Linked DNA regions of Homo sapiens: all the other regions are linked to region 1. Evidence: read pairs that join two places in POLR2A ChIA-PET (ENCODE). Cell type or tissue: PC-9. All regions are shown on one strand. Each heading gives the region's core, and the rest is flanking DNA. Links, peaks and the distances in the headings are about the cores only. Region 1 overlaps LOC124901018 (a long non-coding RNA gene). Region 2 has its middle 12 kb from the start of ATG10. Region 3 overlaps ATG10 (autophagy related 10).

The links. Peaks named below come from ENCODE experiments on the same cell type or tissue, not always from the same donor. Only the 100,000 strongest peaks of a DNase experiment are listed, where the experiment ranks them.
Region 2: POLR2A ChIA-PET joins it to region 1 with 10 read pairs; 2 of 35 experiments call an interaction of 5 or more read pairs at or near these places.
Region 3: POLR2A ChIA-PET joins it to region 1 with 24 read pairs; 2 of 35 experiments call an interaction of 5 or more read pairs at or near these places.

The regions. Positions count from the first base shown.
Region 1 is chr5:81,900,345-81,911,174 of GRCh38, reverse strand. LOC124901018 (a long non-coding RNA gene) reads right to left here. Exons shown (of 6, transcript XR_007058843.1): 6 at 9,681-10,747. Among named protein-coding and RNA genes, the nearest start is that of ATG10, 66 kb to the left of the region's middle. RefSeq lists enhancers at 8,980-9,577, 9,578-10,176. In PC-9, for the core only: no CTCF peak of the experiment used is centred there; a DNase peak (open chromatin) is centred at 6,034.
Region 2 is chr5:81,954,268-81,965,097 of GRCh38, reverse strand. No RefSeq gene overlaps it. Among named protein-coding and RNA genes, the nearest start is that of ATG10, 12 kb to the left of the region's middle. In PC-9, for the core only: no CTCF peak of the experiment used is centred there; no DNase peak of the experiment used is centred there.
Region 3 is chr5:82,095,960-82,106,789 of GRCh38, reverse strand. All of the region lies in intron 3 of ATG10 (autophagy related 10), which reads right to left. Among named protein-coding and RNA genes, the nearest start is that of ATG10, 130 kb to the right of the region's middle. In PC-9, for the core only: no CTCF peak of the experiment used is centred there; no DNase peak of the experiment used is centred there.

The DNA of each region.
Region 1 (10,830 bases), core at 1,756-9,755:
ACCTGAAAAAATATATAATGGTTCAAACCACTTATAGTCACAGAGTAGAGGGGACATCAGGTCAGTGTTCTGTGGACCAGACTGAGCCATGAAGGAGCAAGTCAGGCTGGAGCTGTCCAAGATGCTGCCTCATCTGAAAGGGTGAGGAGACCTCAGCACAGAGAGGTAAAAGTTTTCCGCTAGATACTCAGGTGCTACCAAAGGAATCAGAAAAGACCAGCTGGAGAAGATACATTTCTATTTTCCAAAGGACCTTTTGTGTGAGAGATCTCCAATGATGTGGGAATCTAAAAAAAAAAAAAAAAAAAAAAAAAAAGGAAGAAGAAGAAAGAAAGAAGAGAAAGGGAAAAAGAAAGAAAGAAAGAAATATATAAACATGCCCATGTAGACATGCTCATGACAGAAAAAATCAGACTTAAACTCCACCTCATCTGAAGAATGCCAGCACCAGTCTCACCCACCTTCTGACTCTACATGGGTTAGAAGTCACTTCCCTGCAGAGAGTGGCAGGGAAGAGAAGGCAGGGTAAAGAGAGAAGCAGCCAACTTCTCTCCACTTCCCACTGCATGCCCAAGCAGGAAGAGACACTTTAACTTAAAATCTATGTCTCAAGTTTTAACTATTACATAGACCTAAACACTTACTGGCATAAGTCTCTTTTTATAATTAAGTGTCCACAGTATATTTTGTTAGCTAAGAATCTATATCTAGATCTATATCTACCTGTGTGTGTATGTGTGTATATACAGTTGACCCTTGAACAACGCAGTCAAAAGTCCATATAACTTTTGACTCCCTGAAAACTTAACTACTAATAGCCTACTGTTGACCAAAAGCCTTACGGATGACATAAACAGTCCATTAATATATATTTTGTATAGGTAATATATTGTGTATTCTTACAACAAAGTAAGCTAGAAAAAAGAAAATGATATTCAGAAAATCACAAGGCAGAGAAAATATGCTTATTATTCATTAAGTGAAAGTGGATCATCATAAAGGTCTTCATTCTTATTGTCTTCATGTTGAGTAGGCTGAGGGGCAAGAGGAAGAGGAGGGGTTGGATTGGCTGTGTCAGGGGTGCCAGAGGAAAAAGAAAATCCACATACATGTGGACCCACATGGCTTAAACCTATGTTGTTCAAGGGTCAGCTGTGTGTGTGTGTGTGTGTGTACATATATATACACATATATACACATATATGATAGCCTATGCCCAAAGACAGTGGAAAAACTAGTTTCACAGAATGCGTTTGAACAGGCAGTGTGTGTGGGGTATGTGGTATGAAGGGGGAGTATGGTAAGTGGTGGTGATGGGGAAGTGAAATTGTATTTGTTTGCACTTTCACAGTGCCACTTATTCAATGTTTCCATTCCTGAGCTATCAAAATCAATAAAATACAGTATGAAAGGGAGCCAGGTCTCTTTAAATTAGATAATGCCACTTCAAGAATCTTTGTAAAAATAACTTTGATTCAATTCTAGTAATACTTTAAGTAGTCCCCTAAAGAAACGACTGTACTGTAATTTGAACATTGATAACTTTAATGCAATTTAAGCATGGCTTCACTTCTGTCTTAATACCATCTCAATCCATAGCATCCTTCTCTATATTGTTTTAAAGATCTTGTTGTTTAGGGTTCTTTGAGTTCAGTTTTAAGAAGTCAACACTTAATGAAATTAACGCAGCATTGGAATATATTTTCAAATAATTCTCCACATAGTTGGAAGCCATCCTATATAATTCCATCATACTTGATTATAACATGAAGAGAAACAAAAAAGTTAATCATGACATAGAGACAACTTCATGTCAAATAATGCCCATGAATGAGCCAATTCAGCAAACTGAATTTACTTAGCTTATTTGAACCTCCATAAAGGAGACTTAGCAACAACAGTATTTCCATATGCCAGGTGAAACCCTCAGAGGGAATAGGCCTCAGTTTAATAATGAAAGAGAAAGGAAAGGGCTGATAATTATTCTGTCTAAACAGTGTTTTGCGGCCTAACATTGATTGTGTCTTGAAATCTCCTTTGGGAATGGAGTAGGCAGCCTTTCCTTTGCTTTCACAAACCTCATGCAAATTATTTAAACATTTTTGCAATTATTTTCCTGAAATTGAGTTTTGGCCCAATGCCTAGAAACAGTGAAAAGTGACATCACACTGCACCCAGAGATGCGGGTTCCAAAAAATTCTCTGGGGATCCGTACAACAGTCTTGGAGGTCGATTTCCATATCATTGTGTAAACATGTGAGTCTATTGGTACTTCTGCTTTTAGAGAGGCTCAGATAAGGACACCTCAAGTAAGCAAATGTTTAGGCAATTTAATTCTAGTTATCTTGCTATAACTCGACTGTATGTGCAATTTTTAAAAGGTCCTTTCTAACTGTCTGTGTAAAAAATGTTTCTGTTGGCACTTTCTTAAATCCTTGATGTGTCTATGACCCCCCCTTAATGTTAATCACAGAAAGAAACCTGCTCCCCTTTTTCTATATCCTAGACCTTATATCTGGTTATTCATGAGGATAATTTTATAATTGATGCAGATGACTGGCCTAAAAATGATGACCCTCTTTTGTACTATTACTTCATGCTGAGGACAAAGAGAATACAGGAAAATTACTCCTTGGCCCAGGAAGTTTATTAAAATGCTAAATGAAGGTCTGGCGGCAGCTCAAAGAACTTTAAATAACCTTGTGGTGGAAAACCTCCAAAACCTCTTTTTACCATCAGCTTAAACTAGGCTGGCTGTGACAAAGAGTAAGAAAATAAGTAGTTTCAAGAGTGCAAAAACACATCTATTTTTAAAAGGTAGGTCCATCCAATGGTTGTGGGCAAATGTGGTGCAGCCTCCTGAGGGATGATGACGATCATTTATGGTAACGTGGGTCTGCTGGGTTCACAGCCAGTCCTCTGCAGACGCCACACGTCTGGCATGGACGTAGTTATGCAGAAGGAAGAGTAATGACACTGTGGCCGACGTAGTAGTCTCTCTTTTTCGTCAGTGCAAAACATGCTGCTGACACGTTCTGTGGCTAAAATTCCATGGCATTAAAACGTAAAGTTACATGAAGTAGAATGACAATTTCTATTCCAGTTAATTCCATTGTACCTGAGGGCTATAACTCAATGTGTGGTGTTTGCTCTATGTGGGTTCGCTGGATCCTTCTGCATTCAACAAGTTGCAGATGATCTAAAAGATGAGTCTCCAGGGCAAAGGAGTTGAGCCGTGGTTTTTATAAATGGTTGCTGGGATATTGGAAAACTCTTATGTTGAAGAAATCCACAGGGGCCAGAACACCATATACAAACCGAACAAGAGAAGCGGACCTTTTCATGGCATCCCAGAGAGAACAAAAGAGGTAGCTTTCCACTGCCTCAGAGAAGCCAAGACAGGGAGGAGGACAGCTTTCTGCAGCACCGTCAGGTAGAGCTCCTCGAGCCCACTCTGCACCTGCACGCATTGTTTCCAGCCTGCCTTCCTGACACACAGATGCATTACCTTGGTGAACATAGCTTTTCTCCCATGGCCTTGTTTCCTCCAGCCCCAGAAGCTGTCCGCACGGGGGTATCCTTCAGAAGGATCCTTCCTTCTGAAGCTGTACTGTCAAACCCTTCCCACAATTGAATTTCCCAGGCCAAACCTCAGTCAGGAACAACTTTTTAAAAACTGAGCCTGAAATCCAATATCACACTCCTGGGCAGCTAGCAGAGCGTGTCCCTTAATTCCAATACCCAGACTTGCAAAACCTGCTTTCACCAATCTTTTAACTGCAGCCCTGCTGTATCTCTTGTCCTTGTCTTGGTAATTCATTTATTATATGAGTTCATCTAAAACTAATGCCCAACTTGTTCTTATATTTTAGTCCCTAGGCTGCTCTTAAACCTCAGGCCAAAAGCTGGAACTCTCAATCCTGAATGTCCACAGTGCTGGATTCTTCCTGAGTCATCATGCACCAAGGCTGACAGCCTCTACTGCACTGCAACCTGGTCAGATATTGAGTTCCTTTGCTGTTGGACTGAACTCCCTTTCAGCTCCTGCAGCTGGGTTCGTGCCCCCACTGCCTGCCCCAGCCAAGTAGGCAGAGATAGCACCTGAGCCTGCCCTTCTAGGCTGTCCTGCCTCACTCAGATTAACTAGGCCATCTTAGGCAGTGCCCCAAGACATGACGGCTTGAGCTCAAGAGGTGGTGGCCTCCTCCCTGTTGAGCACTAACTGAAGCTGGAAAAAGAATTCACAAATGCCTATGCTGAGGTTGCTGCTTCTACCATTGTAACTCCTACGATTTTCAAGCCTTATTTAGGACAATTGATATGACATATGCTATTTACTGATCAAGTTGAGACTCTTATTACACAGTTATCAAAAATCTTAATTTTGAAAAATACTTTATGTTTTAGGAAAATAGTCATGATTTAACGTTTGAGGGGAAAGCAGGATGCAGAGCTATATAAAGCTGGATGAGCTCACTGTGGCAAACATCATGTGGGATTTGGCTGCTCAGCATCTGAACTCCCTTCCCAGGTTTGAAGAATTTCCACCACGTGATTTCTTCATGCACAGTGAAGGCCCCTCACCTTTAGAGAGGCAAGAAATTAGGAGTCTTTCTCTCACTGCTCCTTTACAGCTGGGGCAGGCATGGAGCCTGGACTTGATCAGATGCCCAGACTCACCTGGACTTGGAATTAAGAATCAGTGACCCACAGACGAAAGGGTAGTGGAAACCACATCCCATCAGGGAAAGCAATGATGTCTCCAAAGCAGGAGGGATGGCAGAGCCAGTATCAGTGTCTAGGCCAGCAGTGGCAAAGGTGCAGGCTTCAAAGGTCTTTATCACAGCAGCATGGGAGCCACGCCAGAATCATTCCACGGCACACGCTCCAGCCTCTAGCCATGGCTTATCAACCTCCCATTTGTCACTCCTACAGCCACTCTTTTTCAGCACCGGTTCCCCAGGCTTTCCTGTGAATTTCTGAGCTACCAAATACCTTCAATAAATTCCTTTCTACTTAAAGGAGTGACAGCTCATTATGTTGCTTGCAATTAAGATTCCTGACTTAATATACCAATGTTATTTAAAATGCTAAGAGAAAAGAACTTTTTTTTTTAAGAGACAGATTTTTGCTCTGTCACTCAGGCTGGAGTGTAGTGGCACAATCATAACTCACTGCAGCCTCAAACTCCTGGGCTCAAGCTACCTTTCCGCCTCAGCCTTCCAAATAGCTGGGACTACACGCACGTGCCACCATGCCCAGCTAATTTTAAAATATTTTTGTAGAGACAGGGTCTCTCTATGTTGCCCAGGCTGGTCTTGAACTCCTGGCCTCAAGCAATCCTCCCGCCTTGGCCTCCCAAAGCACTGAGATTACGGGTATGAGCCACTGCACCTAGTCTACATAAATGTTAATAATGATTATCTTGGCCAGGTGCAGTGACTCACACCTGTAATCCCAGCACTTTGGGAGGCTGAGGCGGGCAGATCGCCTAAGGTCAGCAGTTTTGAGACCAGCCAGGCCAACGTGGTGAAACTCCATCTCTACTAAAAATACAAAAGTTAGCCAGACGTGCCTGTGATCCTAGCTACTTGGGAGGCTGAGGCAGGAGGATCGCTTGAGTCGGAAAGTGGAGGTTACAGTGACCCGAGATCGCACCACTATACTCCAGCCTGGGTGGCAGAGTGAGACTCTGTCTCAAAAAAATAAATAAATAAATAAAAATAATTATTATATTTAGGTGTGGAAAGATTTTATTGGTATATTAAGTCAGTAGATCATTTTAATTTTCTTTTTTCTTATGTGTATCTTCTAAAAATTTTAGTAAAATGATATTACCTTAGTAGTCAGAAAAAAAAGTGAGTTTTAAAATTTGAGATTTCTTTACATCCCTATGTCCTTAATTGTTGGAAAATAATAAACTTGATTACTCAAATAGAATCCCTTTTTGCTTCTATTAGAAGAAGCTATCCGACAACTTTAACTCTGACCTGGGTGAATCATAGGAATTGGAGTAAGAGAAATGCCATTATATTTTATCAAAACAAACAAACAAAAAACCCTGAGACTAATTCTTTTGCCTGCTTTCTTTTTTCTTTTTTTTTTTTTTTTTGAGATGGATTCTTTCCTGCTCTGTCGCCCAGGCTGGAATGCAGTGGTGCATCTCCACTCACTGCAACCTTTGCTTCCTGGGCTCAAGCAATTCTCCTGCCTTAGCCTCCTGAGTAGCTGGAATTACAGGCATGTGCATGTGCCACCAAACCTGGCTATTTTTTGTATTTTTAGTAGAGATGGGGTTTCACCATGTAGGCCAGGCTGGTTCAAACTCCTGACCTCAGGTGATCCACCCGCCTTGGCCTCCCAAAGTGCTGGCATTACAGATATGAGCCACTTTGCCTGGCCCTGAGACTAATTGTTACTTCTCAATCCTAATATACACATATTTCAAATTTGTTTTAGAACTTGATAGTCCTTTGAAATTTGGTCTGAGAAAAAATGGACTATGTTTAGGGAACTTTAACATAATCCAGAGAAATGAGGAATGTCATCTTAGCATTGATGTTTATAAAAGTGTATATACGCAGAGGAATGCCACCCCTAGTGTTCTTTCTTAGCTTCTGATAACCAGACATCCCAACAGTCTTGTAAAAACTAAGAATAATAGTCTAGAATACTAGTGTATTGAACCTATCAGTGATTCATGCAGTTGGCCTACGTGGCTACCAATAATAGCGTGAATAGCACAGAGGAAAATGTATAATGTCCTTCCTTAGAACAAAAGCCCAGCTACTAAGAAAAAACAAAGCCCGCCATTGTTAGGAAGTGGTGATAGTCTTGCTTGTCCTTGTGAGAACACCCAGAGTTTTTTGGTGTTCCAGCTTCACACTAGGAGACTGCCTACTTTTGACCATGAGTGAGAGATTCAAGTTACATCAGATAATAGTCTCCTGCCATTCCATCAACAGTACTGAGAAAGAAGTCAAGGGAACTCTGAAGATCTGAAGCAGTTGTGGTCACTGGGTTGCTGCGACCCTCAGAGTGTTGAGACTGTATTGATCATGCCAACAGAAGCAGCAACGCATAGTGGAGAGGAAGGAGAATGGAATTTAGTCCAATAGACTTGGTGTTAGAGCCCAGGCCAAACATCCATCAGCTAATTGCATGAGTTTCTCGCCTCTCTGAGCTTCAGTTCACTACCTACGGAATGCAGATAAAAGACCATCTCATGGTGTTAAAGGGGATAGTGTATATAGAACTCCCAGCATAGTTTCTGGCTTATAATGAGTACACAATAAATGTAAGTTCCTTTCCGTCTATGACCCCTTTCCCTCTTATTTTTCTGGGAAAATCTTTATCTTTTACAAATACTGACTTCAGATAAAGTTTCTGCAATAAGATAGTTAATTTCTTTAAATCTCTCAACTCTGGTAAAAGGCTGTAGTTACTTTCTAATTATTCCTTGGAAAGAGATGCCTTTCCCAAACCAGGAAAAATTGTTGATAAAGGGAAACAATCTCAAATAGCTTAGCAAACGTGTTAAGTCAACATTGCACGCAACAAATGTATTGTCATTTAACATGTAGGAATCAGTATTAAAATTCAGGAAAATGGTATTAGAGCTCACGGGGTTGAAACTGGTTAATTTATGAGGTGTGGGTGTGGATAATTAGCTTGGACATTAAGGTATAGCTTCCCATACCCTCCCAAACATCATTTTTCTTGCCAATGTGTAAATGGGACCCTAGTCTCTGCTTGAGATGACACAAGAATAGAAATGTGGAAAAGGAAAATCAAACTGGAAAAGAAGCCGTGTCAAAAAAATCAATAATTTTGCCACTGAGAAATTGGTACCATCCTTATCCAAGAAGGGGTGGAAAGGTCAGACCCAGCTAACTTGTGTGATAAATGAGTTTATAAAGTAGGCTGTATCAGGAGACTAATTTAATTGGCTTCTTTAAGTGTGATAATACTCCACACTTCCAACAGATTTTTTCCTTTATTAAAATCTTAAAGCTGAGTGTAAGGCACACTTTGTCTACCTTAATGATATAAACAGCACCAATTGCTGCCAGGGCATAAAAGAATTCATTATTATTATTACCAACATTTGACCAAAATATTGAAAACAATATGTTTTTGTTTTTTCTTTTCTTGACAGTTTAGACGATTCCAAGTCATACAAGGACAAAGAAAATATATATTTGTCCTACTACCCCTCCGGGATATTTGGGCCCTCACTAAATACCCACTTCTGTTGCTCCCAAATTACAAATTAAGTAAACAAGCTTAGATTTAAATTAAGGAGTTTGTCTGTACACTTAGATGTGCATTATTGGCTTTAAAACTCAGTTTTCCTTATCTGTACTAGTGGAATGCTATCAGCTTAGGTCATAATCCTCTGGCTATCACTTTCTACATGAAGAGAAAGACATTTGTGAGACAATACCAATTTTAAACATAATTTTATACAAGTTCCCTGCCTCTTTTTTTCAGAATAGTTGGTAGATAGAACAGCTCTAGATTAGGAACACAGTAAAAACAAACAAACAAAACCTATGAAACAAAGAACCAGACAACATTTGCCTTTTAGAATGTTAAGAAAAGGGATAAAAGCCAACACAAGGTTAAATCCCCATAAAGTTTTCATGGAGAACTGTGTTGGTGCACCACATAAATGAGTCTGAGCTTGGAACTTCCGGATCTAATTTGACCTGTAAGAAAAATATTGAGAAACAAGGGGGAAAGATCCGATGCAGCATTAGATCATGTTTTCTGGTAGTAATTGATAGGGATGGTAATAGATGTTATACAAAACAGCCATCCAAAAAAATAAATAAGCAAATAAGATTTTAAGATCCAACGCAATTAGGAAATTCTATATTAAACAGGGTGAAATGGGTTTTTCTCTCCAATTTTTGTTGTTTTAAACTTCAATAATCCTCCAAACCTCTCATAAGGCACATTGAAATCTTCAAAAGAATAACAGTAATGGTAGAATTCTTGTTCAAGGAAAAGCTAAGTTTACACATTAAAATAGGTAGCCTGATGACACTGTCCTAAGATTTATAGGTTTTCTGTAATGAGTATGAAATACATTTTTCATCAGGAATAACAAAAAACCCTCTCCTTTTCTCACCCTTACATGTAATCCAATAGTATATCCTGTGAGCTCTCCCTCCAAAGTCCATTCTGAATCCAACTCCTGCTTACTGGCTCCCAAGACCACACCTCTAGATGCAACGTCCCCCCTATAAATGGTCACTTGGCCAGCCTTCCTGCCTCCCTCCTGTCCGTCTGATTTATCCTTCCCAGAGCAGCCAGCTGAAAGAATCTTCCTGACGTGTAAATCACATATATCTGCCCTGCCTGCAGCCCTCTGCAGGCCTCTTCTGCACCAGGACGTGCCTGTGCTCCTGGGAGCCCTCCAGGACCCCGCGGCGTATCTACTCATAGCCGCCCCACCCCTTGTTCCAAGTGTGCTGGCCACCAGGGCTTCTCAGGTCTCCGCACAAACCGAGTTCATTCCACTCTGGGGGCCTTTGCTCTTGCTGTGCCTTCTGCTAAGAATACTTATCAGGGAACCTACCCCGATAGTCACGTAGGTTCTTTTCTGTTTTCCCTAAGCATCAGCCCATTTGAGAAATAAAGGGACAGAGTACAAAGGAGAGAAATTTTAAAGCTGGTCATCCAGGGGAGACATCACATGTCCGTAGGTTCTGTGATGCCCCACAAGCCACAAAACCAGCAAGTTTTTATTAGGGATTTTCAAAAGGGGAGGGAGTGTACGAATAAGGTGTCAGTCACAAAGATCACGTACTTTACAAGGTAATAGACTATCACAAGGCAAATGGAGGCAGGGCAAGATCACAGGACCACAGGACCGGGGCGAAATTAAAATTGCTAATGAAGTTTCGGGCCCCATTGTCATTGATAACATCTTATCAGGAGACAGAGTTTTGAGAGCAACCGGTCTGACCAAAATTTATTAGGCGGGAATTTCCTCTTCCTAATAAGCCTGGGAGTGCTATGGGAGACTGGGATCTATTTCACCCCTACAGTCTACAGACCATAAAAGACGACCACACCCGGGGGGGCCATCTATAGACCTATACCCCCAGGTGTGTTTTCTCTTTCCCAGGGATGTTCCTTGCTGAGAAAAAGAATTCAGCGATATTTCTCCCATTTGCTTTTGAAAGAAGAGAAATATGGCTCTGTTCCGCCCGGCTCACTGGCGGTCAGAGTTTAAGGTTATCTCTCTTATTCCCTGAACAATTGCTGTTATCCTGTTCTTTTTTCAAGGTGCCCAGATTTCATATTTGTTCAAACACACATGCTCTACAATTTGTGCAGTTAACGCAATTATCACATGGTCCTGAGACAACATACATCCTCCTTAGCTTATAAGATGACAGGATTAAGAGATTAAAGTAAAGACAGGCCTAGGAAATCACAAGGGTATTGATTGGGGAGGTGATAAGTGTCCATGAAATCTTCACAATTTTTGTTTAGAGATTGCAGTAAAGACAGGCATAAGAAATTATAAAAGTATTAATTTGGGGAACTAATAAATGTCCATGAAATCTTCACAATCCACGTTCTTCTGCCATGGCTTCAGCCAGTCCCTCTGTTTGGGGTCCCTGACTTCCCCCAACTTCTCTCCCTTTCTTTTTATATAAATGTGCCATGGCGATGAAGGCTTGTTCATTCTCTTGATTTTGACGCAGGATTCTTTGACTGGTCCGGCACACTAAAAGCAAGCCGATTAAACAGAGAAATATAATTCTAAAATTTACTACGGTGGAGCCCCCAATAGACTTAATCCAAGTCGTG
Region 2 (10,830 bases), core at 910-8,909, 55 kb before region 1:
TTTACCTTTTATTAACGTCTTGCATTAGTGTGGTACATTTGTTACAATTGAGCTAAGTTGTAGGTTATTGGTAAATATGTAAATTATATCCTGTCTGGTAGTGATTTGAATTGGCTGCCCCACCCCTCCAGTGGAAAAACCAGTTCTATCCCATTTTGCCTGGTTCATATGAGTAAAATGAATTTTTAAACATGTTCATTGGTATATCTGTATGAAAGTCATGATTTCACCCTTTTCTGAAATTATCTTTTAATAATGGCCTGGCAATTTACACCCCTGTGGCTTTTCAGTCCTAATCCTCACTGAAGTGTCCAGGACCACTGAAGGGAAGGGCAGTCCAGGGTCTTTGTAGGCACAGGCGTGGGAAAATGAGCCAAATCTTGACCAAAGGGACCTTGAATGAAGAATGGTGAAAGATGGTGAAAGGCTCAAGAAGAAGTAAATGATAAAGTAGATCAATAGCAAACTGTGATAGAAGAATGTATAACACATTTGGACAATGCAGAAAAGAAGAGTCCAACAGGATATTTGCAGCACGCTGTATCCATAATTCACTGATTTGGAAAGCAGTTGGTGGAAAATAATCTAGACAGTAAAAGAACTACAGAATCTCATAAATTCTTCAGAAGTTTGGTTCAAACACACTGTGCATTCTGGGCCCCAGGATAGACTCCCTGGTACCATGCATCAAGATATTCTTTCGTACTGGACTTTGCACTCACCATCCAGCAAAGAAAATACCACAGGGTTAATGAGATAAGATCAATGCACATGCTCCAGGGTCCATCTTTTGTTAGTAAGGGCTTGAATGTCCTTGTTTAATAATGATCTGTTTCCTTAAATGTTGTGTGGCTATGTTTACTAATCAGGAATTAATTATGATTATAGGATTCAACTGCATGTTGATATTAGTGTGTTATAATGATATTTTGCATAAAGACAAGTTTAGTCTGCAAACCTGGGAGCCTCTGGGCAGATTTAATTCAGGAAGCTGCTCTAGATTCAGATCAAATCAGGAGTTGCCTCCTGAGGCAATAACAATAATATGCACTTGCCCAGCCCCTTCATCTGCATTATCTCATTAGTGAGACAAGAGACATACTGTGGAAAGGGCACCAATTTGAAGTCAAGAAGTCATAGGGCAAGCTTTAGTCCTGTCGCTTCCATGGTATGTAAATGTTGGGCAGTCACTTACTTTCTCTGAACCTCAGGATCTATATTTCTATGAAGTGGAATCGGTAATAATCCCAGCTTTGCAGGGCTGTGGAAACCAAAATATATACATTTTTTAATTTAAGGGATTGATACCTAGAGACAATGAAATCATACCAACAATCGTTACTGTGATTGTGTAATCTGTATTTTCTAACAAGGAAAGATGACCAGGTACAAAACAGAGTGTTAAAGAATTACCTCATTGATTGTCTTGTAGAAAAACAGTAAAAGGTTATAATCAGAAATTAATCATGGTGACCTCTAGGTAGGAAGATCTTGGGTGATTTTTTTTTTTTTTTTTTTTTTAAGACAGAGTCTCGCTCTGTTGCCCAGGCTACAGTGCAGTGGAAGGATCTTAACTCACTGCAACCTCCACCTCCCAGGTTCAGGCAATTCTCATCCCTCAGTCTCCCAAGCAGCTGGGATTAGAGGTGCCCACCAACATGCCTGGCTAATTTTATGTATTTTTAATAGAGATGGGGTTTTACCATGTTGGCCAGGCTGGTCTCGAACTTCTAACTTCAGGTGATCATGGGTGATTTTTTTTTTTTCTTCATATGTTTTTGGTATTTGAGTTAAGCAAAATAATGTATTATCACTGATATGATTTTATAATAAAAATTAAAATTAAAAATAAAGAAATAAAATACTAAAAATAAAAATTTTATAATAAAAATGTTAACTTCAATTTAAAAATTAAAATTTATATCTGTGGTTTTAAATGACAACAAATTATTTATAATCTTTACTATGTTTGGACAGAAAGAAAGGATTGTCATCTGGGTATAAATTGTATCCTATTGTTCTGTAAAGGGAGTAACAATGGAGGAAAAGAGGTCAACTTCAAAGGGAAAAAAGCCAAAATGTAATGCCAGCAAAGGATGATAATGGGACATTCCAGATGGGCAGTGTCTACCTTCTGCAGTCCAGAGTTGGCCATGGAGAATGCCCCTTTGTGGTTCAGTCTTCCTCATATGAGGGGCTGATCGTATAAATATGAAGGGATAGATAGTAGAAAGATGGAAAGAAACATCCTTCTATATATATATACAAAGCAGGCATACAATGAGACGTGAATAACGACAGGGAAGAAAGAGGATACCATGAAAACTGTCCAATCCCATTAAAATTACATGCTGTCAGAATGCTGAATTTGGAGTGAGGCTGCCCACAGTTAGGAGTATTGCTACATTTTTTATGTAATGTTTAACTGTTTAATACTATGATGGTTTTAATTCTTTATGCTGTTTGATGGGTGTGATAAAGAGGAGGTAACATGCATCACCTCACAGACTTATCTCTGATATTGGTTCTTAATATACATAATACACATGCTGTGTGTAAAAGTCAGATGTTCAGTCTGGTAAATGGGGAAATGCTGGGATTTCACTTGGCTAATTGGTCATAAGGTCCTCATGAAGATGGTCCAGAGAGTGATGTAACAGCCAATAGGTGAAGTATAGCACTTGAAAAGACACAAATAAAGAACTGCAATGCCTTCCCAGATCCTTATGAATTCCATTAGTCTCATTAAGGCCATTCAGACTGAGGTTATCGGCTTGTGTAATGCTCGGCCTAGAGATTCCACAAATCTGAAGCTGCCTAAGGCCCCAGGCGGGAAGACTGGGGCATAGGCAGCTGGACAGTGCTAGAGGACATCTGCCTGGAATAAGGGCAACAGTCAAGATGTTATGAAAACACTTTGCCTGTGTGCTGCACCCATGTCACATCCCTGTATCCTTTCAATAAATGCCTTTGCTAAATGGAATGTGGGTATCTCATTTCTTCAGCTTTCAGAAATATAATTAAAACAATCTGGATTGGAATATCCAAAAGGAGATATCCAATAGACAGTTGTTTAGTGTATAAGTCCAGAGCTCATGGAAGAGGTCAAGCTGAAAATATATACAGTGAAGTTATCTCCTGTGCTTAGTTAACTTATATTAACTCTACTATATGCATTTGGCAAAAAACAAAAACATATTTTTCTTATAACATGGCCGCTAAATGCAAGCCAACAACTTCATCTGGCGTTTAACTAAAGAAACAACCTTCTGTTCCAATAGCGGAGGAAAACTGGCTGTGTAGGATTTCTTGATTGATAGTATATACATTCAAAATCGTGTATACAGTATTTTAGAGGAAATTTTAAAGATTTTCAAAGATAATTTTAACTCGGTTTTATTTTTGCCTTTCACGCTGACTTTAGATTCTAACCCCCTCAGAACAAGTCAGTCCCTGTATTTGGGTGTCATTGATTTACAGGTGATTGCAGTTCTGGTCACAGAAGAGGCTATTCTGGGGAGAGTACATAGAGTGAGAGAAGAAGAGACCTGGGGGTGAAATCTTAGGGAACATCAATATTTGAAAAGATGCTCAAATTCTAAAGATTCTTTTAGAATTAGGAGGGGCATGAGGAAAGACTAGTATCATAAGAAACCAAGAAGAGAATTTTCCCGAGAGTGGTTAACTGTCAAAAATAAAGCAAAGAAAATCAAGGAAGATAAGTGCTAAGAAGCAACCATTGGCTTTGGAAATTAAGAAGACACTGACGACCTTAGCAAAAGCAGTTTGGGTGTTATGATGGCGGATGCCTCTCTAAAAGAATAAGTAGCCCTGGCACAGTGGCTCACACCTGTAATCCCAGGGCTTTGGGGGGTCAAGGTGGGCAGATCACGAGGTAAGGAGTTCGAGACCATCCTGGCCAATATGGTGAAACCCCGTCTCTACTTAAAATACAAAAATTTGCCGGGTGTGGTGGCAGGTGCCTGTAATCCCAACTACTCGGGAGGCTGAGGCAGGAGAATAGCTTGAACCTGGCAGGTGGAGGTTGCAGTGAGCCAAGATCGCGCCACTGCACTCCAGCCTGGCTGACAGAGCAAGACTCCATCTCAAAAAATAAAATAAAATAAAAACAACAAAATGTTCAGAGTGGCAAGGAAGTGGAGACTTCAAGTTTTCTATGAAGAGAAGGAAAAAGGGTAGCAGGTAGGGAAGAATAAGAGCCAAGGAGTGTTGGGGTGGGGGGTACTTTTGTATTTCACATTTTAAATGGGTGTGACTTTGATCCAGTTTGTAGGCCAAGCACAAGAACCAGAAGAAAAGAGGAGATAATTGAGACAACACAGCCCCTGAAGAGACACAGGGTGAGTCCCAAGTACTTAGTTGTATTAACTGGAAGAAGGGCAAAGGAGAAAGATGTACTGGAAATAGATGCTTTGTGTTTGAGAGGAAAGAAATGCCAGAGAGAAAGGATTGAGGAAACTTCATTTCTGATAGCTTCCACTTTCTCTGTAACATGGGAAGTAAGCACAGCCATTTTCCTTTTTTTTTTTTTTTTTTTTTTTGAGACTGAGTCTTACTCTGTCGCCCAGGCTGGAGTGCAGTGGCGCAGTCTCGGCTCACTGCAACTTCTGCCTCCCAGGTTCAAGCAGTTCTCCTGCCTCAGCCTCCCAAGTAGCTGGGACTACCGGGGCCCGCCATCACGCCTGGCTAATTTTTTTGTATTTTAGTAGAGATGGGGTTTCATCTTGTTGCCCAGGCTGGTCGCGAACTCCTGAGGTCAGGCAATCCGCCCGCCTTGGCCTCCGAAAGTGCTGGGATTACAGGCGTGAGCCACCGCGCCTGGCCAAGCACAGCCATTTTCTAAAAGTGGGGAAGAGGGTGATGGGTGCACCAAAATGTCAGAAATCCACTACGGAATTTATCCTTGTAACCAAACACCACCTGTTCTTCCAAAACCTATTGAAATTAAAAAAATAAAATAAAAGTGAGGAGAGGGGCTTAGAAAACAAGTAAACTTTTAAAATAGATTTGAAAGAGGAGAAGCTGAGAACAGATATATAGGATTTGAGAGTATAGCTAAGACTGGATTCCTCTGTTTGTGGAGGTCCTAATTCCTAAATTTTATGTGACTGTTTTTCCCAGTACCACTCATTCTGGTTGGGAGAAAGAGTATAAAAGGGAGATGAGGCTGGGCGTGGTGGCTCACGCCTGTAATCCCAGCGCTTTGGGAGGCCGAAGTGGGCAGATTGCCTGAGCTCAGGAGTTTGAGACCAGCTTGACCAAAATGGTGAAACCCCGTCTATACTAAAAATATATAAATTAGCTGGGCATTGTGGCAGGCGCCTGTAATCCCAGCTACTTGGGAGGCTGAGGCAGGAGAATCCTTTGAACTCGGGAGGCAGAGTTTGCAGTGAGCCAAGATCGCGCCACTGCACTCCAGCCTGGCGACAGAGTGAGACTCCATCTCAAAAAAAAAGAAAAGAAAAAAGAAATAGAGAGTGATAACTAGCAGAATAGGAGGACATGTTTGGAGAGGAGGAGACTGATGTTGAAATTACAGATATATCAGTTTGTTCCAGTTGGGCACAAAGCTCAGAGATCAATCCAAGCTGAGTTGCCGATATAGAGAGGCAGTAAAGGCCCTAACCATTGAATAGGCACAGAACTATGAGAGTAAAGTAGTGGAAGGGTCATTCATGGAGGCCTTAGGGTGAGGTTGAAAGACAATGAGCCAAGAACCAAAAAGTCTAAATGAATGTAGAGGATTAAGAAAAAGATGGTGATGAGGAAGGTAGAAAATAATACCAAGGGCGACATGCAGTGGCTCACACCTGTAATCCCAGCACTTTGGAACCCTGAGTTTCACTCGCGTCCATGTGAAGAGACCACCAAACAGGCTTTGTGTGAGCAATAAAGCTGTTTATTTCACCTGAGTGCAGGTGGGCTGAGTCCGAAAAGAGACTCAGCAAAGGGAGATAGGGGTGGGGCCGTTTTATAGGATTTGGGTAGGTAAAGGAAAATTACAGTCAAAGGGGGGTTGTTCTCTGGTGGGCAGAGCGGGGGTCACAAGGTGCTCAGTAGGGGAGCTTTTGAGCCGGGATGAGCCAGGAGAAGGAATTTCACAAGACAGTGTCATCAGTTAAGGCAGGAACAGGACATTTTCACTTCTTTTGTGGTGGAATGTCATCAGTTAAGGCAGGAACCAGCCATCTGGATGTGTACGTGCAGGTCACGGGGGATATGATGGCTTAGCTTGGGCTCAGAGGCCTGACATTCCTGTCTTCTTATATTAATAAGAAAAATAAAACAAAATAGTGGTAAAGTGTTGGGATGGTGAAAATTTTTGGGGGTGGTATGGAGAGATAATGGGCGATGTTTCTCAGGGCTGCTTCGAGCAGGATTAGGGGCGGCGTGGGAACCTAGAGTGGGAGAGATTAAGCTGAAGGAAGATTTTGTGGTAAGATGTGATATTGTGGGACTGTTAGAAGAAACATTTGTCATTTAGAATTATGGGTGATGGCCTGGATACGGTTTTGTATGAATTGAAAAACTAAACGGAATAAGAGAAGGAGAAAAACAGGTATTAAAGGTCTAAGAATTGGGAGGACCTGGGACATCTAATTAGAGTGCCTAAGGAGATTCAACATAGTCCTGTCAGCAAAGATTATTTACTTACTTCAAGAGTTAAGAGTGGCAGTTTGGGGATAGCACCAGGAGATATCAGCTGTGATGGCTTGGAGAAACAGTGTAAACCGGCAGTGTAAACAAGAGCAGGGCATGTATGAGTAGTTGAAAACGGTGAATAGGAGTATGACTAGACAGAAGATAGTAAGGATGACAAGTTTTTTTGGGGCACAGTCTAAGTTAGTCTGGTGTCTGGAATGAGACTGGGGCCTAATAAAAAGGAGCATCTATACAGGAGCTCAAATGGGCTGTACACTGTAGCATTCTGAGGACAGGTCTGACTCTGAGAAGGGAAAGTGGTAAAAGTATTGTCCAGTCCTTTTTAAGTTGGTGGCTAAGCTTGGTGAGGTGTGTTTTTAAAAGACCTTTAGTCCGTTCTACTTTTCCTGAAGACGGAGGACCATAAGGGATATAAAGGTTTCACTGAATACTAAGAGCCTGAAAAGCTGCTTGGCTGATTTGACTAATAAAGGCTGGTCTGTTATCAGACTCTATAGAGGTGGGAAGGCTAAACTGAGGAATTATGTCAGACAGAAGGGAAGAAATGACTGCGGTGGCCTTCTCAGACCCTGTAGGAAAGGACTGTACCTATCCAGTGAAAGTGTCTACCTAGAGTAAGAGGTATTTTAGTTATCTGACTTGGGGCATGTTGAGTAAAGCTAATTTGCCAGTCCTGGGTGGGGGCAAATCCTCAAGCTTGACATGTAGGGAAGGGAGGGGGCCTGAATAATCCCTGAGGAGTAGTAGAATAGCAGATGGAACACTGAGAAGTTATTTCCTTAAGGATAGATTTCCACGATGGAAAGAAAATGAGAGGTTCTAAGAGGTGGGCTAGTGGCTTGGACTATAGCGTAGCCTGCCTTTGCTGGTGTGTGGCGATTAGCCCTGGTGGAACTGCCATCAATAAATCAAGCATGATCAGGGTGAGGAACAGGAAAGAAGGAAATATGGGGAAATGGGGTGAATGTCAGGTGGATCAGAGAGATACAGTCATAGGGGTCAGGTGTGGTATCAGAGAGATACAGTCATAGGGGTCAGGTGTGGTATCAGGAATAATGTGGGAGGCCGGATTGAAGTCCAGGCCAGGAACAATGGTAATTGTGGGACTTAACGAAGAGTGAGTTCAGCTGAAGGAGCCAGGGAGCAGAAAGTATATGCATCAGGTATGAGGAAGAAAATAGATTTTGGAAGTTATGAGAAATATAGAGAGTAAGTTGAGCATAGTTTGTGATTTTGAGGGCCTCTGAAAGTATTAGGGCAGCAGCAGCCGCTGCTCGGAGACATGGTGGCCAACCTAAAACAGTAAGGTCAAGTTGTTTGGACAAAAAGGCTACAGGACGCGATCCTGGTCCTTGTATAAGAATTCTGACTGTACAGCCCTGCACTTTGGCTGTGTGTAATGAAAAGGGTTGGGATGAATCAGGGAGAGCTAGAGTGGGGGCAGTCTCTAAAGCTGTCTTCAAGGAACGGAAAGAGGAGTGGGGAAAGTATTTAGGATCTACGGGGTCAGCTAGGTTTCCTTTTGTGAGTTTATATAATGGTTTTGTTAGGATGGTGAAACCAGGTATCCAAAGGCGAAAGTATCTAACTATGCCTAGGAAGGAAAGCAGTTGTTGTTTTGTAGAAGGGGTTGGGGTTTGAGAGATCAGTCGGACAAGATCGACAGGGAGAGCACGTGTGTTTTTATGAAGAATTATGCCGAGGTAGGTAACGGATGGAGAAGAAATTTGAGCTTTGGAGGGGGATACTTGAGAAAGAACTTGGCTGAAGTAATGAGGGCTGTCCTTGAAATCTTGTGGCAGCACAGCCCAGGTAAGCTGCTGAGCCTGATGGGTGTCAGGGTCAGTCCAAGTGAAAGTGAAGAGAGGCTGGGATGACAGGTGCAAAGGAATAGTAAAGAAAGCATGTTTGAGATCCAGAACAGAATAATGGATTGTGGAGGGAGGTATTGAGGATAGGAGAGTATGTGGGTTTGGCACCATGGGGTGGATAGGCAAAACAATTTGGTTGATAAGGTGCAGATCCTAAACTAACCTGCCAGTCTTGTCTGGTTTTAGGACAGGTAAAATGGGGGAATTGTAAGGAGAGTTTATAGGCTTTAAAAGGCCATGCTGTAGCAGGCGAGTGGTAACAGGCTTTAATCCTTTCAAAGCATGCTGTGGGATGGGATATTGGCATTGAGCAGGGTAAGGGTGATTAGGTTTTAATGAGATGGTAAGGGGTGCATGATCGGTCACCAAGGAGGGAGTAGAGGTTTCTTATACTTGTGGGTTAAGGTGGGGGAATACAAGAGGAGGACGCAAAGGAGGCTTTGGATTGGGAAGAAGGGCAGCAATGAGATGTAGCTGTAATCCAGGAATAGTCAGGGAAGCAGATAATTTAGTTAAAGTGTCTCGGCCTGATAAGGGAATGGGGCAGGTGGGGATAACTAAAAAGGAGTACTTATAATAGTATATGTAAGTTGGCACCAGAGTTGGGGAGTTTTAAGAGGTTTAGAAGCCTGGCCGTCAATACGCACAACAGTTACGGAAGCAAAGGAAACAGGCCCTTGAAAATAAGGTAATGTGGAGTGAGTAGCCTCCGCATTGATTAAGAAGGGGACGGACTTACCCTCCACTGTGAGAGTTACCCGAAGCTCGGCGTGCGTGATGGTCTAGAGGGCTTCCGAGGTGATCGGGCAGCATCAGTCTTCAGCCGCTAAGCCAAGAAGATCTGGGAAGGAGTCAGAGAGCTTTGGGCCAGAGTTCCAGGGGCTCTGGGAGTGGCTGCCAGGTAAGTTGGACAGTCTGATTTCCAGTGGGGTCCCGCACAGATGGGACGTGGCTTAGGAGGAATCCTGGGCTGCAGGCATTCCTTGGCCTGGTGGCCAGATTTCTGGCACTTGTAGCAAGCTCCTGGGGGAGGAGGTTCTGGAGGAACGCCTGGCTGCTGCGGTTCAGGCGTTTGGAAGTTCTTGTGTGCTGGAGATGTGGCTGGGGTTTGTCTCACAGTGGAGGCAAGGAATTGCAACTTTTTTCTATTATTGTACACCTTGAAGGCAAGGTTAATTAAATCCTGTTGTGGGGTTTGAGGGCCGGAATTTAATTTTTGGAGTTTTATTTAATGTCAGGAGCAGATTGGGTAATAAAATGTATTTTCAGAATAAGACGACCTTTTGACCTTTTAGGGTCTAGGGCTGTAAAGCGTCTCAGGGTTGCTGTCGAACGAGCCATGAACTGGGCTGGGTTTTTTATATTTGATGAAAAAGAGTCTAAACGCTAACTGATTTGGGAGAGGTCGGATAAAGAAAAAGGAGCATTAACCTTGACTATGCCTTTAGCTCCAGCCACCTTTTTAAGAGGAAATTGCTGGGCAGGTGGGGGAGGGCTAGTCACGGAACGAAACTGTAGGCCGGACCGGATGTGAGGAGGGGAGGTGATAAAAGGATTATAGAGTGTGGGAGCAGAGGCTGAGGAAGAATTGAGACCTAGCTCGGCCTGGTGAGGAGGGGAGAGGTCAGATAGGAAGATTAGAAAGACTCAGCAACGCTTGGGGTTGGGGCTGAGGGGACAGGTGAGAGGGAAAGAAGGAAGATTTTGGATGAGTTGCAGTGGGAACAGAGACTAGAGAGGGACCCATGTGTAAAAGAATGCCTGGACGTCAGGCACCTCAGACCATTTGCCCATTTTACGACAAGAATTATTTAGATCTTGTAGGATGGAAAAATTGAAAGTGCCGTTTTCCGGCTATTTGGAACTACTGTCGAGTTTGTATTGGGGTCAAGCAGTATTGAAGAAGAAAATAAGACGCTTAGATTTTAGGTCAGGTGAGAGTTGAAGAAGTTTTAAGTTCTTAAGAACACAGGCTAAGGGAGAAGAAGGAGGAATGGAAGGTGGAAGCTTGCCCATAGTGAAGGAGGCAAGCCCAGAGAAAAGAGTAGAGACACGGAGAAGGGGTGGGAGGGTTCTTGCCCTCCAGAAAAGCAGAGAAGGGGTCGGGGCGCAGAGATACGAGGTTGGGGTGGGGAAATAAGGGATCGGGGTGCAGAGATATAAGAGGTTGGGGTGTGGAAATAAGGGATCGGAGCGCAGAGATATAAGAGGTTGTGGCGTGGAAATAAGGGATTGGGGTGCAGAGATATAAGAGGTCGGGGAGTGGAAATAAGGG
Region 3 (10,830 bases), core at 1,935-9,934, 200 kb before region 1:
GGAAAATCAGGTGGGGGTCAGGGAATGTTTATTCATACACTATAGTTTAATTGTTTTGCATAAATGTGTATAAGAGCTATGATATAGCTTATGATAGTCCATTGTTAAGAAAATGATACCATAGTAAGATTAACCTGAGACCAGCAGAGGCTGTTAAAGATTGGTGTCCTTTCTAATAAATTCTTGTTTTATATGCTTTTAGCTCTACTATAAAACCTCTGTAATCTAAAACATGTTAAATGAGATCTCACCCTGGTAAATGAAACAAAGAACAATGGTAAACCACAGGCAAGTGGAAAAGGCAGTGGATTCATGCAGTTCAGAGGTGTGCATGCTGGAGCTACCTCTGTTACTGAGCAAATCACATAACACTGTAGGGCTCTATTGCCCAACCTCTCAAATACGGCTTCATACCACTAGAGATGAGCAAGCTGCTATGATCCCGTGACTAAACAAGTGAACTAGAAAGGTCCACTTTAAGTTACTGAGGTAAAAGATGGTAAAATAACACCAAGGTGGGTATATTTTTCATACGCTGTTTGATCTTATACACCATTTCAATGCCATTTTTAAAAATAGCTCTTTTTCTTACTTTCTTAGTTAAATGCAGTTATGTTTTAAAGAAAGTAAATGATTACTGAGCAATTACCCTCTATGCTGGAAATTAAGGTTTCATGCACATTCTTGATTATCCATAAAAATGAAGTCTTGTAATATTAAATGCAACAGTTTAGTCAGAAGAAGCCAAATAGGAAAAATAGTCAATATATTTGATTTGATTATAGTTACTTTCAAACAATGTATAACAAAATTAATTCTATTCTTAATTTTTAGACACTAAAAATTGTTATTGAAATCAGGTATTTGAAAGTCAAAATTGTATTTTTAGTCCATTCTGCATAGCTTGGAAATCATTTTTTCCTTAAGAAATCTCCATGTGAACAAGAACAAGGGTTTAGCCACTGCAGTAAGCTACTATTGGCATTCTTGTGCCGAGATTCTTGACTGTTAGCCTCTGCAACTGACAAAATCAAAGCCTGGCTGGTGACTGGGTGCCACTCTGTTAGGTGGGTGCCATAGGACAATGGCAGCCAGGCACAAAGGAGTGGGGAGAAAAGAGTCAGAGTACAGAAGGGTATTCCCAGACTCCCTCTGACTCATTCAGTAAATGGCAACCTCTAAAATGCTGAGCTTCTGTTTTTGAGCAGAGCTGTCAAATCATTAGATTTGTTTTTGGAATTTCAATTCATGAATATGTCCTCTAATGTTCAGAGGGCATTCTCACTGAAATATACAGTTACATATATGACTGCAGCAAAGAAATTCTTACATCCCAAAAGATTTAACAGCAATTCTTCATCAAACAATGATTCATTCCACTTTAAATTATCAAATGCTCTATTCCAAATGATACAACAAGGTTTCAGAGCTGTAAATTAGCTGGCAGACAATATCTAAAAAGACATTTTGAAGTGTGGAAAAAAATATTCAGAAAATGTGATTCATTTTCATTTAACATAATATAAACCCAATGATGAATGAACACAGGAAATTTACGATGTGGTTTATTGCAAAAAGGAAACAGTAGTATCCAATAAAATCTATGCTTTTTGCATTCCTTACAGTAATCAATTTACCCTATTAACCAATACCAGTACAGCAAATTACTGAACAAGTTCTGTAGAGAAGAAAGCCATTAACCAGGCTCCCGCTTTGTTGACGTCATTATGTGCAAGTGTGTGGTAACATCAAACACTGACATTGTTAGGTGTTCGCCACAATAACTCAGTGATTTCTAGATGGATGCAGCATAAACTGATCACAAAACCAATTCAACTATGTTACATTTATTTCAAAACACCTATAACATCAACAAATACTAGACACTTTGAAACAAAAATACATTTAAATGAATATAACTTTATATTCTAGATGTTTTTCCCCTGGAAAATAATAACAAAAGACCTTGTATATGACAATTCAATATAATCTCATATATAGGTTTAACAATAAAGCTTAAGTTGTCTCCCCCTTAAATCAGTAGGTCTCTAAAGGTATTATTTATCAGATCCTTGCTGGACAGATAATTTAATTAAATAATGGTGTTTAAGAAAAAACTATTGAGTTTTAAATTATTGTAACTCTCTGCTCTTTCTCTTGCCTTCAGCTAATCCCAATATGACAACCAAAACCAGTACAGAATCTGGTCAGTTAACATTACTACTTAATTTACCTATAAAATCGGATGTTAAATCAGTTGTTTGAATAGTGTTCAGAAAAACAAATTAGTTGTATCAATTTTTTATATTAATAACTTATAATTGCACAAAATTTCATCTAAAACTGAAAAAAAAAAGTATTTTAGCATGACCTAAAAACTGACAGTTAATTTTCAAGAGAGAAGATGAGAAAATTCCAGTATGGAGTTCACCTACTTCATTCACCCTATGGAAAGATAACAAACTCTTTCAGAACTATTTGGCAAGTGGGAACATAAATTATTACAATTACCTTAGAAAACGGTTGGGCAGAATCTATTAAAGGTAGACATATGCATACACAAGGACCCATTAATTCCACTCTCAGGTATAACACAAGAGAAATATGTACAGATGTTCGCCAAAAAAGATATATAAGAATGTTCATACCAGTACTTTTCATAATAGCCAAAAAATGGAAGGAACATAAACATCTATCATTTTGTAGAATGTATAAACAAAACATGGTATATTTGAACAGTGGAACTAGATACAACAAGCAGAATGAGCAAATAACTACATGCAACTCTGATGAATTTTACAAACAAAAGAAGACAGACATGAAAGAATATGTATGATATATTTATCTAAGGTTAAGAAGAAAGAGGAAAAATAAATTGTAGTGTAACAAGTCAATCTGTAGTGACTGTTGGGGGCAGGTAGTAACTGAAAATGTCAAGAGAGAGTCCTGAGTGCTGGTAAAGTCCTGTTTCTTCATCTGGGAATTGGTTGCACGAGTGGGATCACTTTGTGAACACCCACCAAGCTTTTTAAAACACTTGTAGGCAGAAGCTGTGGAGAACCACTGAAGCCCACCCAAGGCATACATTCATAACTGAGTATGGGTTTCTAAAGGAAACCCACCCAAGGCATACATTCATAACTGAGTATGGGTTTCTAAAGGAAACCCACCCAAGGCATACATTCATAACTGAGTATGGGTTTCTTAAGTCCCTGGGGGCAGGGGAAACAGGACAAGTGGGAAGCAGCAGGCAGGAGGTAAGACAAGAAATAGACCTGTTAACAAGCCCCAGGTAAGTGGTAGAAAAAGAGATAGAGGGGCACACAGGTTTATGTAAGAGTGAATCCCAAAACTGCAAGCACAGCAAGGAGATGCTAAACTTAGATGTCCATGGAATAAAGGGCTAGGACTTTTGGCTTAATGGGGTCCCTGCTATGTTAGGACTTCATTTTAGAATACAAAAGAAATCAACAATTTTTGATCAATGTGTATCAGATACTGTCATAAAAGCTTTACAAATAAATTATTTTACATTTTACTAGACCAAGAACACAGAAAAAGATCAAAACATATTTATTAAATTTAATTTGTCATAACCCTTACATAATAGGTATTATTGTCCCTGTCTACAAACAAACAACCTGAGCTCCAGATGAGTTATTTGTGCAAAGTTTTAGAAATAAAAAGTGGTAGAAGAAAGTTGGCCCTTTTTTTCCTTAGGGATGAGTTGGGAAGATGGAAGGAAAAAGACAAATAATCAAGTCCCCTTTTTTTAAACTAATCTCCACCCTAAAAAAAATAAATTGTCATCTTTAGAAAACATAACTCAATTCAGTTCAACACAGTGCATATTATATTAGTTAACCATTTCATCTGAGGATCAAGTTAGGATTCCTCAAACTACAAGCATTAAAATTGGGTGAAAATGAGGCTTGGATGCCAATGAAGAGGAGGATTAACCAGCTAGGATCCAACAGTGGTTTACACAAAGCACAGCTGAACTGTAAATGGTTGAATAAGTATTAGAAAGTTAGGGTATCAGCTAAAAACACTGTGAGAAGGATGGTCAAAAGCATGCCTTGAAAATATATATAGTCCAATTTATGTGTGGCTGGTCTTTTTATGTATTGGAAGAGTTATTTAAGTCTTTAAAAGAGCCCAACTCAACAGTGTTTGCCATTGTGTTCTTACTGATACTTGGTTTACCTGTTTGGAATCTTGAAAATGATGTTTCTTTTATCTATGGCATTTTTCTAATTTGGCAAACAATAGATTTTCTCCTTCTGTTTCTATTGGAGTAGACATTCAATAACTATTGTGTTTACTTAATATTATCTGTGTCAGTAAGAATGAGCACAGACCTAGATGTATGTACTGGAGTACTTTCAGTCTACTTACTACAGACTCATGAGGCAGGGAAGGACACAATAGCCTAAAATTTAAAAAGTCATAACTCTAATATGTCTAGATCTCTTAATTAGAGGACTGTGAATACAAATCCAAAATACATACCACACCAACATCTTACTATTTTCTGAAGAAACATATATAATTGAAACACCTCAGGAAAATAAAAATCTACCACAAAGTAAGACTGAGGCTATACATTTCATGTGCCACAAATCTTAAAATGTATCTATGTCACAGCTATACTGAGTGAAATTTGAGTCAACTGATCAAATCTTTCCTGTAACAAATTATTCTATAATAAAAGTCATAAGGCACAGAACTTTATGTATCAGAAAGACTGCTAAGTGTGTGAAGTCAGTATGTGTCCACAGAATCTTATTTCAACAGTGCCTTCCATTAAAAGAATATGCTGGCATCTGCACAATATGAAAACAAGACTTGTGTACTAAGTGTTCACTTTACGGAACATTTGTCATTATTGATTGTAGTAAACAGAAATCTTATTTTATCGAAACCTCTTATAAGAATAGTTAATCAAACTAAAACTCAGCATGGCTTCTGCATAGGTATATTGAAATAGTCTTGGCACATAGTATTGGAAAAAACTACATATCAGGTCTCTTCCTAAAACTTCCCTGATAAGCAATTTACCAGCTGCTTTTGAATGTTCAACAACAGTGACATCAGTACCTCTAAAAAAGCACATTGAATTTGGGGCAGATGAAACTATTAGGAAATTCTTCTCTATATTTAGTAAAATGTAACTCTTTTTAACTTCTACCTACTGATCCATTCTGCCTTCTGAGTTTAGACATGCTATACCAAGCTATTTGCCTCTCAATATCCATTGTCCTCCTTCTTCCCTAATAATAGAATCCTGGGCAATACACCTAGCTAGAAAACTACATTTCCAGCCTTCATAGCAGCCAGGTATGGCCACAAGACCAAGTTGTGGCCAAAAAAGATGAGTAGAAAGGGAATTCTGGAAAGCCTTCTTTAAAAAGAGAAGGCGTGCCCTTCCTCCACACCAAACCCACCCTTCTGCCTGCTGTCTGGAAAAAGGATGTGATTGCAAGAGTCTGAGCAACTTACCACAAGGTGATCTTGAGGATGGAAATAATCATACATGAAGGATATCAGAGTCGGAGTACTCAGTGACTTTATGGAGCTGCTTTACTATCTCCAGACTCTGTTTATATAAGAGAACAACCCTTATGTGTATATTCTTGTTATCCACAACTTAATTAGGAACTTAATTCCTAACTCACATACTGAGACTATGGATAAGTTTTTAATATTTGAAAAGCAACAACACATTTTACCTATAACCTCTCTACTTTAAAAATAACATTTTCAGCTTCCTCACCATCTGAGTCATCCTCTTCTATACAGGTTGAAGCTACTCAGAATCCTTCTTAAATGTTTCAGAATACAGCTCAATGCAATCCACCAGATGTAATCTGACCAGTTCAAAGAACAGGGGAATTATTAACTTCCTTTTTTACCCCATACCAAGACAGCCTTATGCATTAGCCTCTTCAACAGTCCTCTAGACTGAAGACTCATGCTGTGGTTACAGGCAGCCAAAAAAAAAAAAAAAAAAAAAACTAGTTCTTGTTTTGTTTTGTGTATTGGAAGTGCTGTTACACCAGACTTTCCCTGCCTTGTATATTTCAGTCTTTTTTCTCTTTAACATAAGTATAGAACTTTAGGTGATGATCAAGGCAAAAGACAGAGCCCTTCTTTTGCCCAGATCTACACTGAAGATCTCTCTCCTAGTGGGCAAGAAGCAAATGATGAATGCTCTGGGGATGCTAGTTCAACCACCTCTGAATTCCCAAAGATCTTTTTCTCTTTCTAAGAATTCAGGGGCCAACTACTGGGCCATGGGAAGCCCAGCAGGTGGAGCTCAGGAAGCCACCTTCCCCAACTACTACCACCTAGAGAGAGACTGGCAGTATGAGCTGACACAGTGAAGATGGGTACGTATGCAGGGAAAACGTGGGGATGGGGAGGCAGTCAAAACACCACCACCCATTTATATAACAAATACTTAGAAAAAAGAAATCACTGGGCCAGGTGCGGTGGCTCACGCCTATAATCCCAGCACTTTGGGAGGCCGAGGCAGGTGGATCACCTGAGATCACGAGTTCGAGACCAGCCTGGCCAACATGGTGAAACCCTCCCTACTAAAAATACAAAAATTAGCTGGGTGTGGTGGCAGGCACCTGTAATCCCAGCTACTCAGGAGTCTGAAGCAGGAGAATTGCTTGAACCCAAGAGGCAGAGGTTACAGTAAGCCGAGATCACACCACTGCACTCCAGCCTGGGCAACAGAGCGAGACTCCAGCTCAAAAAAAAAAAAAAAAAAAAAAAAAACACAGAAAAAGAAAGAAAGAAATCAGAAATCACTGTCTCTTTAAAAAGAAAAAAAAATCTATTAGTACATTGAGTGTAAGGTGGGAACTTGACTAGTGATTGATTGACAAAGCAGTGTAAATTCCATAACCACCCCATTTGCATAGATATTGATTGCAGTAGGTTCAGAAGACTGATTATGCTGCTTTTCAGATTTGAAATGAATGTCTTTTAGCTTAGGCCTTCAGAAAAACCAAGACTGCAAATGTTAAAGACCTTAAATATGCACATGTAAAAACATATTTATGATTAATGATAATTCATTAAGTGTAATACTATGCTAAATTAATATACAGAGTAAGACTGACTTGTGCTGATGGGATTATCTTGTTTATGATTATTATTATTGACTTTAAAAGAGCTATGTAACTATTTTCTGAACAAAAGGTGCAGTCTAATATACACAATGCCAAACATTGGATATTACCTTCATTGTCACTATTCATTTCCTGTAGGTTCAGTCACTATAAGAGTTCTATGTGTCTATAAATGTAATTCTATTGATTAAAAAATAATATACAGAAATATTTAAATATACATATATTAATGTATTTATTTCTGATTAAAAGATAAAGTAAATATTTTCTCAATAATTATACCAATATCCCTTAAGTTACATCATAACTAAAATTATTCAATAATTAAATTATCATTCCTTTTAATTATTCAATATGTTTATCAATCTTTTATCCAATCGATGTACTTTTTAAAAATTTATCAGGCTACCATGAAATAGGGACAAACCACATCCATTCTTTCCTTTATAGAGGTAAAGTTTTTTCCAACTAAATATTATATTCAAGTTTGGCTGACAAATATCTAGTATCTTTTACAATGAATAATCTGAGAAAATATAAATCTAGGTGAGGTTGCAGTGTGAACCACTCTGATAGCTTTTTCTCTTCCTTTTGGTAGGAAAAGAAAGATTGGCAAATTAGTACAGTTTTGTCTAGCTTTTGGTTCATGGTTCATGTCAGTTCAAGTCCCTGGTTAAATCTAAATTAAATTCAAGATGTAATGCCATTTTATTGATCTTATAAAGTTCATATTTCTATTTTACTTCAATGCTGCCAACAAGTCTAAATGTTGTGGGTGAGTTGGACAAAGACCCATGTAATTGGGTCAGGCTGACTTGTTGTGGATCACTTAAAGAACTATCTATTCAGCAGCACTTGTGAACTCACATTGTTCCAGCAGCTATGACTGTTTCTCCAAATCTTAGTCAATTCTGAATGACCTGAAAATTCTTTACCAGTCCCATTTAGCTAATGGTTTTGTCTTCCAAGTCAAATCAAGTATGGAAGTCTATAAACGATAACCCCTTTGTTTGCAGTGGTAGTTAAAACCAACATGGCCAGGCACAGTGGCTCACGCCTGTAATCCCAGCACTTTGGGAGGCCCGAGGCGGGTGAATCACGAGGTCAGGAGTTCAAGACCAGCCTGGCCAAGATGGTGAAACCGCATCTCTACTAAAAAAACAAAAATTAGCAGGGCGTGGTGGTGGGCGCCTGCAATCCCAGCTACTCGGGAGGCTGAGGCAGAGAACTGCTTGAACCCAGGAGGCGGAGGTTGCAGTGAGCTGAGATAGCACCACTGTACCCCAGCCTGAGTGACAGAGCGAGACTCAGTCTCAAAAAAAAAAAAAAAAAAAAACCCAACAACAATATTAACAATAAAATGTTTAAAGCTAAGTTCAATTAAATAATTAAGTTCACTATTGCCATATAGTCTATCTCTTTAGGTATTAAAATAATAAACTTAAGGAAAGACTTAAATGTTTCATTCCTATGTATCAAAATTGATTAATTAATCTAAATTAAAAGTACCTAACACCTTTACCTGGCTTTAGCTTTTGAGAGCCTTGGCTGAAAAATGACTGTCTTGGGCACTGTTGAATGAGATGGTCAAGCGGCCACTGTTGAATGAGATGGTTAAGACTGCAGCAGAATACAGACTCAACGTCACAGGGGGAAACAAGATTTCCTTAGGAGTTACAGTCTATCCTTTTTTTAAAATGTCATGTTTATTGCTCGTTTTTTGTTGTTGTTAAAATAGTTTTAAGATGTCCATTCTCTTCCTTCTAGTTTTCAAGCTCCATATTCCAGATCCCTCTGAAGCACACACCATAGTGAATTATTTCTTTCAGACACATTGCTTTTGGGGTACGGTAAATGACACCCCAATTTTACAATATTGCTTTGGTTTTTTGACCAATACAAACAATAGTTAAAAACATTCTACTAGAGTAGAAATATGCCCATTATTTGTACCCTAATGGCTAGCATCTTTGATTATTAAAATTGAGCTATTAGGCCAGTGCAAAAGTAATTGCTGTTTCTGCCATTACTTTTAATACCTATAATACAATGGAAAATGACTTAAATATATTTAAAAATTAAATGAGGAAAATGATTTGTGTTTCTAGTTTGGGTTTCGTTTTTAAACATGGCTATCTTTTTGCGGAGGTTGAAATCCTTCCAGATGGATCTATTGTGACTTCTCCTGAGACTTCTTTGAGTAAATACTGTGTTGTAATTTAAGATGGTCCTAGATGTTTTGATAAACCTTTTCACATAATTTAAGCAATTGTGAAAAGAATTTATTAAATACTTTGCTATTTTACTACTGGATCATTTTAATTTAATTCTGTGACCTTTGATCTTTATCAGGAATATTTGGGTTCTGGCAAAAGGAAGGTGTTTTTAAATTTTAAATTTCAATACAAAAAAATTTAATTTTTAATAAAGGTCATTAGTATCCACAATAACAATAATTTGTATTTAGACAGCATTCTTCCTTAAGAAAGAAAATTCCTTCTTTAACAAAAAAATCAAGGTTGACTAAAAACTCTGTTCTACAAAACATATAACAAAAGATATTTTAGATATAACGAACCATAATTTTATGGGAGATTAAATTTTGCTTAATTTAGATATATTATTGCTTCACAATGCACACACTACTAAGCAAATGGAGCTAATTGACCTTAACCTTGAGGTAACTGAGAAGACATTTCCTTGTAGGTAATTTAAGAAAAATAAATATAATAATATGAAAGTAATTGAAAGACAGGAGATATTATTTGATCAGATGATTTTACAAAAAAAGGATTGGGGCAGTGGAGAGGTGGCAGAGCACAGTATGAAAGGATATGGAATTACTAGTTGATGACTTCTTTTGTTAAGCAAGGGCATTAGTCTACATGATGTTGGTTCATAGAAACTTTCGCTTTAGGATGAAATGCTAAATTACCAATCTAGCTCACACTTCTCACCAGGATGCCAATATCAGTGAACAGACACTGACTATTATAGACAGATGGGCCCCATTATGCACTCTCAAGACTTCAATGACAAAGCTGGCCCACCTAGTCCACAATCTATGGACTCCTTCTTTCTATACCTCAGAGCCTGGTCCATGCTCTCATCAAGGAAATACAGTAATGGAAGGTGAAGCCAAGGGCTAGAGGGCAGCAAAAGAAATTGCAAAGGAGTATTGATACTATGACTGGAAAAGATTGTGAGGCTGAAACAGCAATATTCAGAGGGGGAGGGTTTCATTTTGAGCTAACTTTGGATTTAAGTCATTCCACAGGAAATATATATCTGTGAGACTTACAAGAGCTAACTTCTAAACTGTTCTACTAATAGCAAAAATGGCTTAAATTGACATCTGCAGAAATTTTAAACCCAAATCATCTGACAAAATAGACAAATCTTAGAAATAGATGTGTGAGTGCACCTGCTTTTCTCACAGCAGTGCATAAAAATATTCCAAACCCAGACAGACTGTAGCACTGATGCTTTGAGTCTTTATTTGACTATAAAACGGTATCCATGTGATAGCTGATGTGCCAGTGTTTTTATTTGAAAGATTAGTGATGTATTTGGTAATAAATGCTAGTTTCTAGCCTACAGTATTAGTGGCACGCAATTATATTTAATGCAAAGGAAAGAAGCTGATAGACTGCCTGCCTCTGTGAAGTCTCCAGAGCTGGACCAT